Linked DNA regions of Homo sapiens: region 2 is linked to region 1. The links are chromatin contacts, found by Hi-C or POLR2A ChIA-PET in ENCODE. All regions are on one chromosome and are shown on one strand. The core of a region is the stretch at or near the end of the contact, and the rest is flanking DNA. Distances in the headings are between cores, read along the strand shown. Region 1 overlaps LOC124901241 (a long non-coding RNA gene). Region 2 holds the start of BPHL (biphenyl hydrolase like).

What was found. A loop is a pair of places that touch in the nucleus more often than their neighbours do. ChIA-PET counts read pairs that join two places held with the same protein, here RNA polymerase II (POLR2A). Pooled maps may share reads with other maps.
Region 2: a loop to region 1 is called in a pooled map, with 5 times the contacts of the local background. The contact joins the promoter of BPHL here to the enhancer-like site in region 1. A Hi-C loop is called at or near these places in 6 of 50 pooled maps. POLR2A ChIA-PET finds 5 or more read pairs at or near these places in 2 of 52 experiments (CD8-positive, alpha-beta memory T cell and HEK293).

The regions. Positions count from the first base shown.
Region 1 is chr6:2,788,238-2,793,607 of GRCh38, forward strand. It overlaps LOC124901241 (a long non-coding RNA gene), which reads right to left. Exons shown (of 3, transcript XR_007059408.1): 3 at 2,954-3,249. Among named protein-coding and RNA genes, the nearest start is that of WRNIP1, 26 kb to the left of the region's middle. RefSeq lists an enhancer at 2,998-3,292 and a silencer at 2,998-3,292. Within about 2 kb of position 3,119, at least 19 of the 41 ENCODE cell types and tissues checked have a DNase peak (open chromatin) inside an H3K27ac peak, as active enhancers do.
Region 2 is chr6:3,116,273-3,121,642 of GRCh38, forward strand. It overlaps BPHL (biphenyl hydrolase like), which reads left to right and starts at 2,439. Exons shown (of 7, transcript NM_004332.4): 1 at 2,439-2,575. The coding sequence starts at 2,469. LOC107986556 (a long non-coding RNA gene) reads right to left here and starts at 2,375. Exons shown (of 4, transcript XR_001743928.3): 1 at 1,517-2,375. RefSeq lists an enhancer at 1,673-2,308 and a silencer at 2,347-2,736.

The sequences.
Region 1 (5,370 bases), core at 1,869-4,368:
CCATTATCTTTACTAGTATTTCATTAAGAAATGTATAGCCCAGTTTTTTCTTGATTTTTTTTTTTTTTTTTTTGGAGACGGAGGCTTGTGCTCTTTTGCCCAGGCTGGAGTGCAATGACGCGATCTCGGCTCACTGCAACCTCCACCTCCTGGGTTCAAGCACTTCTCCTGCCTCAGCCTCCTGAGTAGCTGGGACTACAGGCACACACCACCACGCCTGGCTAATTTTTTTGTATTTTAGTAAAGACAAGGTTTTACTGTCTTGCCCAGGCTGGTCTCGAACTCCTGAGCTCAGGCAATCCGCCTGCCTCAGCCTCCCAAAATGCTAGGATTACAGGCATGAGCCACTGTGCCTGGCCAATTTTGATTCTTTAAAAATAACATTTTTACAGGCCAGGCGTGGTGGCTCACACCTGTAATCCCAGCACTTTGGGAGGCCAAGGCAGGTGGATCACGAGGTCAGGAGATCGAGACCATCCTGGCTAACAAGGTGAAACCCCGTCTCTACTAAAAATACAAAAAATTAGCCGGGCGCGGTGGCGGGCGCCTGTAGTCCCAGCTACTCGGGAGGCTAAGGCAGGAGAATGGCGTGAACCCGGGAAGCGGAGCTTGCAGTGAGCCGAGATTGCGCCACTGCAGTCCGCAGTCCAGCCTGGGCGACAGAGCGAGACTCCGTCTCAAAAAAAAAAAAAAAAAAAAAATTTTTGTTGGGGGATGGAGTTACTTCCAAATAAGAAGTGTGCTTGTGATGTAACCGGAGGTGACATTAACTCCTCAACAAGCTTTTCCGTCATGACTCACTCCTGCCAGTTTCCCAAGGGACGGATCCCAGTGGTGGTCAAGGCACAGGTGTGAATTTATGCCAGGACGATATGTGAGCATCGTAACTCAAGCCAACAGATAAGTGATGAGGGCTTTTTGAGATCCATCATCCTATTAGACATGCGGCCCTGAACACAGTGTGTAACGCGGACACGGGGCCTGTGCTGGAGCACGCGGTGCTGGGGAGAGCCTGCAGCACACTTTCTGCTGTATCCAGCAGCGGGGCACTGAGCAGCCAACTTTCTGTAACTGTAAAATCAAGCTTGAAAGTTTGCAAATGCTTGTTTTTTGGTTTCAAAGAATCTTATTTTGTGAAAGCAGATTTTTAAAGTTTTTAAAGCAGATATTCACTGCCTGAATGAATACCTCTCACATACCACAGTGAGCATGACTGAAAGTTTACACCATTAGCTAAACCCTGGGAAAAACTAATGCAGTGAGTCAGAGTTTCTGGTGAGGGAGGCACATCTCTTGCCTGTTTACAGTAGTATTCAACAATTGGGGGCAGCCCTTCCATATGATGCCATTTAAATACCACAAGTTATGGGCCAGGTGCGGTGGCACACACCTGTAATCCCAGCACTTTGGGAGGCTGAGGCGGGCAGGTCACTTGAGATCAGGAGTTTGAGACCAGCCTGGGCAACATGGTGAAACGTCGTTTCTATTAAGTATATAAAAATTGGCTGGGTGTGGTGGCGCACACCTGTAATCTCAGCTACTCAGGAGCCTGAGGCAGGAGAATCGCTTGAACCTGGGAGGTGGAGGTTGCAGTGAGCCGAGATCGCGCCACTGCACTCCAGGCTAGGTGACAGAGTGAGACTCCATCTTAAAAAATAATAATAAATAAGTAAATAAATAAATATCACAAGTTATGTACTGATTCTGAAAAAGCAACATAACCACCAAACACAATTTATTCCTTATGTTCCAAGTGTATTTGGTAGTTTTGTTCACCCTCATAACAGCCAAACCTGAGTTTAAGAACAGTAAGAATAGTGACTTGCAGAGATTTGTTCCAATTGTTACAACAAGAATGGATGTTAACTCATCTTTTCCAGATACAAGTCATCAAACCTGGACAATGTTATCAATTAATTCCAAATGAGAGAACCGGCCTTTTGATACTGATGTTATATTAGAAAGGATGATTTTCCTATACTTTCATATAAATGCCATGGATCTCTTACTTTTTGATGAATTAACCTTTGTGTAGCGACTACAGTTTGAAAGCACTACTACACATTCATAGATGCAGTTCCAGGCAGTTTGAGCCCACAAAGGCATTTATAACTTAAGCAGAAACCAAACAGAAGTAAATATTTTTAATAGAGTTAACAAATCTTCATAAAAACCAATCATTTAAAACTAAATGTTTTGAAGCTCTAAAGCCAGTCAGGCTCCGGGGAGGATGCAGATGATCCCCTCAGGCCACTGAGAAACTTTTAATCAGGGATCACAAGTATTAGAGAGGTATAGGGGAGGTTCAGGGGACCAACACAAGGTGAGAAGCAATTCCCTGGCAAGGCCTGAGAGGCAAGGGGTGGGAGCAGGCAGGGAGCCCTGGGAGAGCAGGAGGTGGCCGGCAGCCTTCAGACAGGAACTGCGGCCCTGAGTGGAGGCAAAGAACTCAGCAGCTGCTGCACCTCTTGAGTAGGGAACCTGGGGGTAGGAGAAGGAAATGCATGGTCTGAATCCTCTCTCTCTTGCCCTCATCTCCTGCCAGTCCCTCCCACTAGCAGGACCAACCAGAAGTTTCCCTGGTTAAAAAGCCAGGCGAGAAGGGTGGAGAATACCCAGTGTGCACAGATCTCTGAAATGAGAACTACTACTGCTCTATTTTAGGAGAAACAAAATTCTTTCTGTGTGATTGTATACCTTGAGAGCCAAGAAGAAGAGTCCGAACAGCTAACAGTCCAGTAAAGTGGCCACATGGAAACAACCCATGAAAATCCATAGCTTCCGGGCCACTACTGTAATCAGAAAAGACACCAAGAAGAATATTCCATTCTCAGTAGCAACCTGGAAAGAAACTGAATTGTAACTGAGGAGTAGGACTTACATGAAGAAAACTACCACACTATACCCTACTATTGAAACACAAGAAAATGCGAACGAAAGTAGAGAGAAGCCGTTTTCCTCAAAGACGTCATCTCAAATTTATTTTTACATTCCCATCATGCTTGGCATGTAGAATGTGATCAGTACATATTTGTTGAATGACAAAATGAGGGGATAAATAAACTTTCCCTAAGATGTGTATGTAGACGTTTGAAAATAGAAGTCTGTCGCTGATGTTTCTGTCCACCAGGAGTCAGGCTTCAGCCAGGAAAGAGTGAGCCAGTGTCTGAGCTGTCTCTCACCAGGCCTTCCACCAGCTCCAGGTCACCAGGTTCAGGCCAAGACTGAGTTTCAGTATTTGTCGTTAACCTGGTAGATAAATAAACAGTTTTAAAGTAGAGCTTATGTATTTGTCTGATTGCAAAAGTAATACATGATCATTGCACATAGGTACAGGAGCAGATGCAAAAAAAAAAAAAAGCAGATAAAAGATAGTAAAAATCAACTTTAACATTTAATATTTTTTCTCAGTGATAACCACTGTAAACATTTTAGTGTATGTCCTTTGGGAATTTTTTCCAATGAGTGTGTGTGTGTGTGTGTGTGTGTGTGTGTGTATGTATGACTACACCATCTGTTTATAGCTTGCTGTTTCTCACCCCCTCACATGATTTCTTACATGCAGAATTAGTCTCTTAGCGTATGACTTTTCATGGTTGAGTTGGAGCCACCACCAGGGAGCTGCACCCTTCCGGTGGTGCACCCCACCAGCCGTGCCATCCACAGAGGGTAGGACACACCAGACACCTAGTAGCTGGATTTATTTATTATATTTTATTTTATTTTTGAGATGGAGTCTCACTCTGTCGCCCAGGCTAGAGTGCAGTGGTGCAATCTCGGCTCACTGCAACCTCTGCCTCCCAGATTCAAGCAGTTCTCCTGCCTCAGCCTCCCGAGTAGCTGGAATTACAGGCACCTGCCACCATGCCCAGCTCATTTTTGTATTTTTAGTAGAGACAGGGTTTCACCATGTTGGTCAGGCTGGTCTCGAACTCCTGACCTCAGGTGATTCACCCACCTCAGCCTCCCAAAGTGCTGGGATTACAGGCATGAGCCACCGTGCCCGGCCTAGAACTGGATTTAATAAGAGAAACAGAGAGCCTCACACCACTCTCCCCTCCTTCAGCACCCTGCCTCCAGGGTTCTTTCGGCTCGCTAGCCAACCACACTTGGTGAGGTGCGTGGGTCCAGGAGTCTGTCTGCTCGGGTTCAAATCCTATCTGAGCCACCTCACCCCGTGACCTTGGTCAAGGTTATTTTCTTTTCCCTCATCTTTAAAATGGGTATCAAAATATTACTTAATCACAATGGAGATTACATGATTCAAATCTGGCATTGCTCAAAGTCATGTCCGGCACACAGTCCATACATGCTGGGTATTGCCATGACTCATTCTCCCCACCCCAGTTCAAGCATCGCTTTCCTCTCAAAGCCTGCGCTGAGCCCTCAGGCTAAGCTTCCCAGCCCAGCGCTGTGCAGCCCCAGGTGCTATTGCTCACCTGGGCTCTGAGCCATTGTGGTGTTCCAGGGCCTTAGGTGGTTATGGACCGGGCACTGCTCTCTCCCTCTGGGCTCTCCCTGGACGCCAGCCTGCATCTCTTTCATTTTCTTCGCTCAGGGGACAGGCTGAACTTGGGGACTGCGGAGGCCTGCAGTCTTCCAAGCACACTTGCTGCTTCATTTTGGCTGGCAGCAGTAATTGCAAACATGTATTCCCTGCCTGCCATATGCTGGGCACCATGCAAAATGTTTTCCATATGTGATCTCAATTTCCAAAAAGACTATATAAGCCGGTGCTGTTAGTACGTCTATTTTACATGGAGAAAAGGCGCACACAACTTAAGATGGCAAAGTGACTTCCTGAGAGTCAGCAGGATGGAAACCCCCAGAGCCGGCCCTGCCCGGCCACCTTGCCAGTGGCTCCAGGTTCTTACATGCATCAGAATCACCTGGAGGACTCGCTAAAAATCCCAGAATTTCTAATTCAGTCCATCTTCAATGGGGCCTAAGAATTTGTGTTTCCAACTATAAGTTCTCAGGTGGTGCTAACGGGGCTGGTCCACACGGACCACACTTTGAGAACAACTTCACCGTGCTATGTGACCTGCCATCAATAGCCTAGAAATAAGTTTTTGGTGGCAAACAGGCTCTTTTCAGACTCATCTCCTGCCTCTCTACCTGTAGCTGTCATTTATCTTTTCTTCCTTGCTCTAAACACATTCAGTGACTTATGAGGCCTTAAGGAGGTCCTGAGTCTCCATGCCACCTGGGCTTGCCTCCTTTGTCCCCCTCCCCTGTCATTCCTTCTGACACCAGCTGCTGCTTCTCTCCAGGTGTTTGTCATCCACACTTGAAATTGCTGCATGGGTGGGGAACATGGCTGCTGTGTGGCTGTGTGGGCAGGGCAAGGCCCAGGGGGCCTGGCTGAGG
Region 2 (5,370 bases), core at 1,189-3,688, 330 kb after region 1:
CCCAGGCCTTGCTTCCTAACCTTTCGCCGTCATTATGCAAGTATAGAGTCCTGAAATTGAGCAGCTCAAAATTACTTTTCAGCTGTGTTACCTAGGGCTTGCTTCCTAACCTTTCTTAGCCTCAGTTGCCTCATCTATAAATGGAGAGTGCAATAGCACAGAAGGCTAATGTGAAGATTAAAGAAATATGATATATCATAAGGTGCCTGGCACAAAAATGGCAGTTTTTTTAAACTGTACGATCTTGCTATATATAAAGAACTGGTTGTCAGGTATGTTACTTAAAAATAGTGACACCACGCTGGACGCGGTGGCACACACCTGTAATCCTAGCACTTTAGGAGGCTGAGGCGGGTGGATCACCTGAGGTCAGGAGTTTGAGACCAGCCTGGCCAACATGGCAAAACCTCGTCTCTACTAAAATTACAAAAATTAGCCGGGCATGGTGGCGGGTGCTTGTAATCTCAGCTACTCAGGAGGCTGAGGCAGGAGAATTGCTTGAACCTGCGAGGCAGAGGTTACAGTGAGCTGAGATTGCGCCATTGCACTCCAGCCTGGGCAACAAGACCAAAACTCCGTCTCAAAAAAAAAAAATTGTGACACCAATAACCTAAAACTCAGTGCTACCGTTTTTTATTAGCACAAGGGTAACTGGTGTTGAAACTGTACAGACAGCTATTTTTATCATTTCTGAGATGAAACCCCAATCAACATATCAGGAAAAAAGGAAATACTGACCTCACCAAAGATTTCTGAAAGTCAAACGATATTAAACTCAAACATTATATATGTCTCTTTCCTTTTATGCAGGAATTAATGTGATAGATTTATGTTGAGAGTAGAATATGAAAACTTTTGCATAGTCTGTATTTAGGCCAAAACTGCCTTTACTACTCAAGAAAGTCCAATGGGCCAGTGAGGACACTGCAGGTGACAGAAATTTCTATGAGTGTAACACCTACAAGCACTGTGCTCACAGGACTGACTGTTACACCAAAAAGGTCTCTTGGAGGAGAAGAAATGCAATATGCAAAGAAGCTGTTGTCTCCAATTATTCAAGCCAAGGCTACAACAGTAGCCACAAATCTGCCAGTTATTTCCAATTAAGGCAGAACGATTGACTTAAAAAGCAATAGTTGTTTTTTTTCTCCACTGAGCTTTCAATTAGATAATGTCTATAACCTTTATAAAGCTGCAATTATACAGCCAAAAGAAAAAAAATTAATTGTGGTAAAACATACATAAAACTTACCACTTAAACCACTTTTAGGTGTGTAGTTCAGTGGCAGTAAGTACACTCACAATGTAATGCAGGCATCACCAAAATCCATCCCCAGGACTTTTTCATCTCTCCAAACTGAAACTCTGTCCCCATGAAACACCAACTTTCCATTCCCCCTTCCACCAGCCCTCAACAACCCCCATTCTATTTTCTGTCCCTATAAGTTTGACTCCTCTAGGTACCTTATTATATAAGTGGAATCACACAGTATTTGTCTTTTTTTGACTGGCTTACCTCCCTCAGCATAGTGTCCTCCAGGTTCATCCATGTAGTAGCAAGTGTCAGAATTTCGTTCTTTGTTCAGGCTAAAAAATGTTCCCTTGCATGCACAGACAACATTTTGCTTATCCATGTATCTGTTTTTGGACACTTAAATTGCCTCCACCCTTTTGGCTATTGTGAATAGTGCCGCTGTCAACGTGAGTGTAAAAACATTTCTTCTTGTACACCCTGTTTTAAATTCTTTTGGGTTATATACCCAGAAAAGAAAATGCTGGATCATATAACTGATTTGTTGAGGAACCGCAGTATTGTTCATCACATGGCTGCACCATTTTACATTCCCAACAGCAATATACAAGGGCTTCAATTTCTCTACATCTTCACCAACACTAATTTCTGGGGGTTTTGCTAGTAGCCATCCTAATGGGCGTGAAGTGGTATAAACAAAATTTAGATCCCATCATCTCCGAAAAGCAAATACACTTCCTAGTACTAGTCAGTACTAAATAGGTGCACAGCGTTTAGAACTTTACTTGATCCAACATAGCAGCCTGCCTAGAGCCGGAGCCCCGCCCACTCCGGAGTCCCGCCTGGACGCCGACGCAGCGAGGGCGCTATGGCTGGCGGCCTCGCCTCCTGGAAAGGCCATGGTCGCTGAGGCGACGAGCGAGGGCGGGGCAGCGCCGACGGGGACACTCATCCCGGGAGCCAGAGCCAGCACCGAGAGGGGACGGTCTACGCGGGTGCCGGCGGTTCCAGGACTGCGAAACCACGAGCCGAGTTTCGGTCGCCCATGGGAAAGCACCCGGCAGGGCGTGGCTTCGGGGCGGGGCGGGCAGAGGGCGGAGCAGGATGGAGAGGCGAGGTGGGCGGAGCAGAGGGCGTGGCTTCGGGGCAGAGTGGGCCGGGTACCGCGCTTGGTCTTAGCGCATGCGCACTCCCGGCAGCTACGCGACCTGTGACCATGGTGGCTGTGCTGGGCGGCCGGGGCGTGTTGCGCCTGCGGCTGCTTCTCTCAGCGCTGAAGCCCGGGATCCACGTCCCACGGGCCGGACCCGCGGCCGCGTTCGGGTAATGGCGGCCACCTCGCCCCGGGGATCCCCAGCATCGGCGCGCTCGAGGGGCGGCGGGAGGGGCGCGTGCCGACAGCAGGAGTTCCCGGCGCGCGGGCACGGGGCGTGGGCGCGGCCTGGCTGCCCTGTCGCCCTTTGTGCCGCGAGACCCCGATCCTGGGGGCCAGCCGCGCTTGGTGCTCGAGCCCCTCGATCGTGCATGCGCCTCGGTCAGCCTCAGTTCAAGGAGTCTGGAGCCGTGGAGGCTTGGGCTATAGAGTGCAGCCCCTTCAGTGTGCAGACCAGAGAGACCCAGGGAGATACATTTGCCTGTAGTATGGACTCACCCGTGACGGAGCACGGACTAGAATCCCAACGCCCTCATTAGTCCATTGCTCTGTCCAGAGTCCACACTAAGGGCATAAGGACAATAATCTCTTCTTTCTCTTATGTCAGAAATCAGCCTGAGCCTGAGTACCGCTAAGGCTTTAATCACGGGTCCCGAGAGCCCTAAGTCTTCTCTTTGCTTGCTGATCTCGTACCTTAATGTGCAAAAGAATCACGTTGGGAACTGAAAATTCAGAATCCTGGGCCTCACTCCCAGAGGATCTGATCTACATGTGTGGAGATGCCCAGGAATCTGCTTTATTCTCTTTTGTCCTCCCACCTGTCCCCCCATTTCAGGTAAAACAATAACAAAAAAACTGGATTAATTTCTGACCTTCTGTCTTGAAAATGGATACTCTTGGTCCCAAGAGATACTGGGCAGAAATGTGGATAGAGCGGCATGAAGCTTGTTTTACTTTATTCTCTACATACATCCCTACACACATGCAAACACACGTATACAACGAACGTACACAGTGCATGTGCGCAGTTGACTGTTGATGGGCTACTTTCATAAAGTCAGTACTAGATAGGTACACAGCGTTTAGAACTGTACTTGATCCAACATAGAAACTTTTAGTTTGAAAACTTGATTTAGAAGGAGAAAAGAGGGCAAATCTGACCAGCTTTTAAAATTTCATATTGCAATTGACTAGCTCCTTTAATTTTAGAATTATTATAAGATGGTCAGGGCTATTTTGATAGATGGAAAAACATGTTAATGGCTACAGCTGTATAAATTAACAGTGAAAATGATTATTTTTTCCAGTTTCCTGTCTGCAGAAAGGCATCGAAATAAGTTACTGTGATTGTACCAATATAGTTCTTTTTTTTTTTGAGACTGACTCTCGCTCTTTTGCCCATGCTGGAGTGCAGTGTTGTGATCTCGCTCACTGCAACCTCTGCCTCCCAGGTTTAAGCGATTCTCGTGGCCTCAGCCTCCCGAGTAGCTGGGATTACAGGTACCTGCCACCATGCCCGGCTAATTTTTGTGTTTTTAGTAGAGATGGGGTTTCACCATGTTGGCCAAGCTGATCTCGAACTCTTGACCTCAAATGATCCACCTGCCTCAGCCTCCCAAAGTGCTGGGATTACAGGCGTGAGCCACCGCTCTCGGCCTACCAGTATAGTTCTGATAGGTTATTTAATGGTTGAGGAAGGCCCCATCCATCTAGTTGCATTGCAGATCATTCTTCCTAAAATATCTCTGAAGAAACAGGTTTTTCTGGATTTTGTACGGCCGTTTTATAAATGCAGCTGCAAGTTGATATGACATATAATCTGGGAAAACAAGCAGTGGTATTAGTTAATCCTGAAATGCAGCTGTAGCTCAGTGTCAGTAGGTAAAAGGATTCGTGTAAAAACTTTGCTTCAGAATAGCCAGTGCCCAACCTACAACTGACTTTTGTTCCAAAAACTTGTTTGTAAGTCTGCTGTTTGGAACTTTGACCCTTATTTCAAAATCCGTAAGGTGATTTATTCCTGGGTCAGGTCAAGAAAAGCCTTTTCTACCTGAAATTGGATATTATGTGCAGTTATAAATATTAATAATTCACATAACCTAACAATCTTCCTAAAAAATATTTTCCAAGTTCAACCTTGGGATGCCCTGCCAGAGAATCAGAGACTGTCCTTCTGCTGACGCTTGCCACCACGCTGTATCTGGCAGTCAGAGTGTGGCCCCGGTGCCTGAGCCCTCTTAGGACTCTGTTCAGCCATGAGGTTAGAGAGGAATCATGGCCTCTGGAGTTCTAATGGCCCCGTGGCCACTTCCTAGCTCTGTGAGTGTGGGCAGATTGTTCAACCTCTCTGAGCCTCCTGCCTTGCAGCGTTTTTGTGAGGATTTGAAACAATAAATGTAAAAGCCTGGGGATATAATAAACATGAAGTAATTAGTAGGCACAATGGGAATATTTATATAATAGTACAATATATAAGAGATGTAAAAATAATTCATCAAGATTCATGCAAATTTCAAGCCCTGAAGGTAGCAAATACTTTATTGTAGATAATGGCTACTTCACAAAACATACACAAAAGAAATAGCTGAACATACAATATGATAATAGCAGTTTCTTTTTTTTTTTTTTTTTTTTTTTTTTTGAGACGGAGTCTCTCTCTGTCACCAGGCTGGAGTGCAGTGGCACGATCTCGGCTCACTGTAATCTTCACCTCCCAGGTTCCAGCGATTCCCCTGCCTCAGCCTTCTGAGTAGCTGGGATTACAGGTGTGCACCACCATGCCGGGCTAATTTTTTTGTGTGTATTTTAGTAGAGATGGCGTTCCACCATGTTGGGCAGGATGGTCTTGATCTCCTGACCTCGTGATCCTGACCTCGTGATCCACCCACCTGGGCCGCCCAAAGTATCGGGATTACAGGTGTGAGCCACCACACCTGGCCGATCCTAAGCTATCTTAACTGTAGAA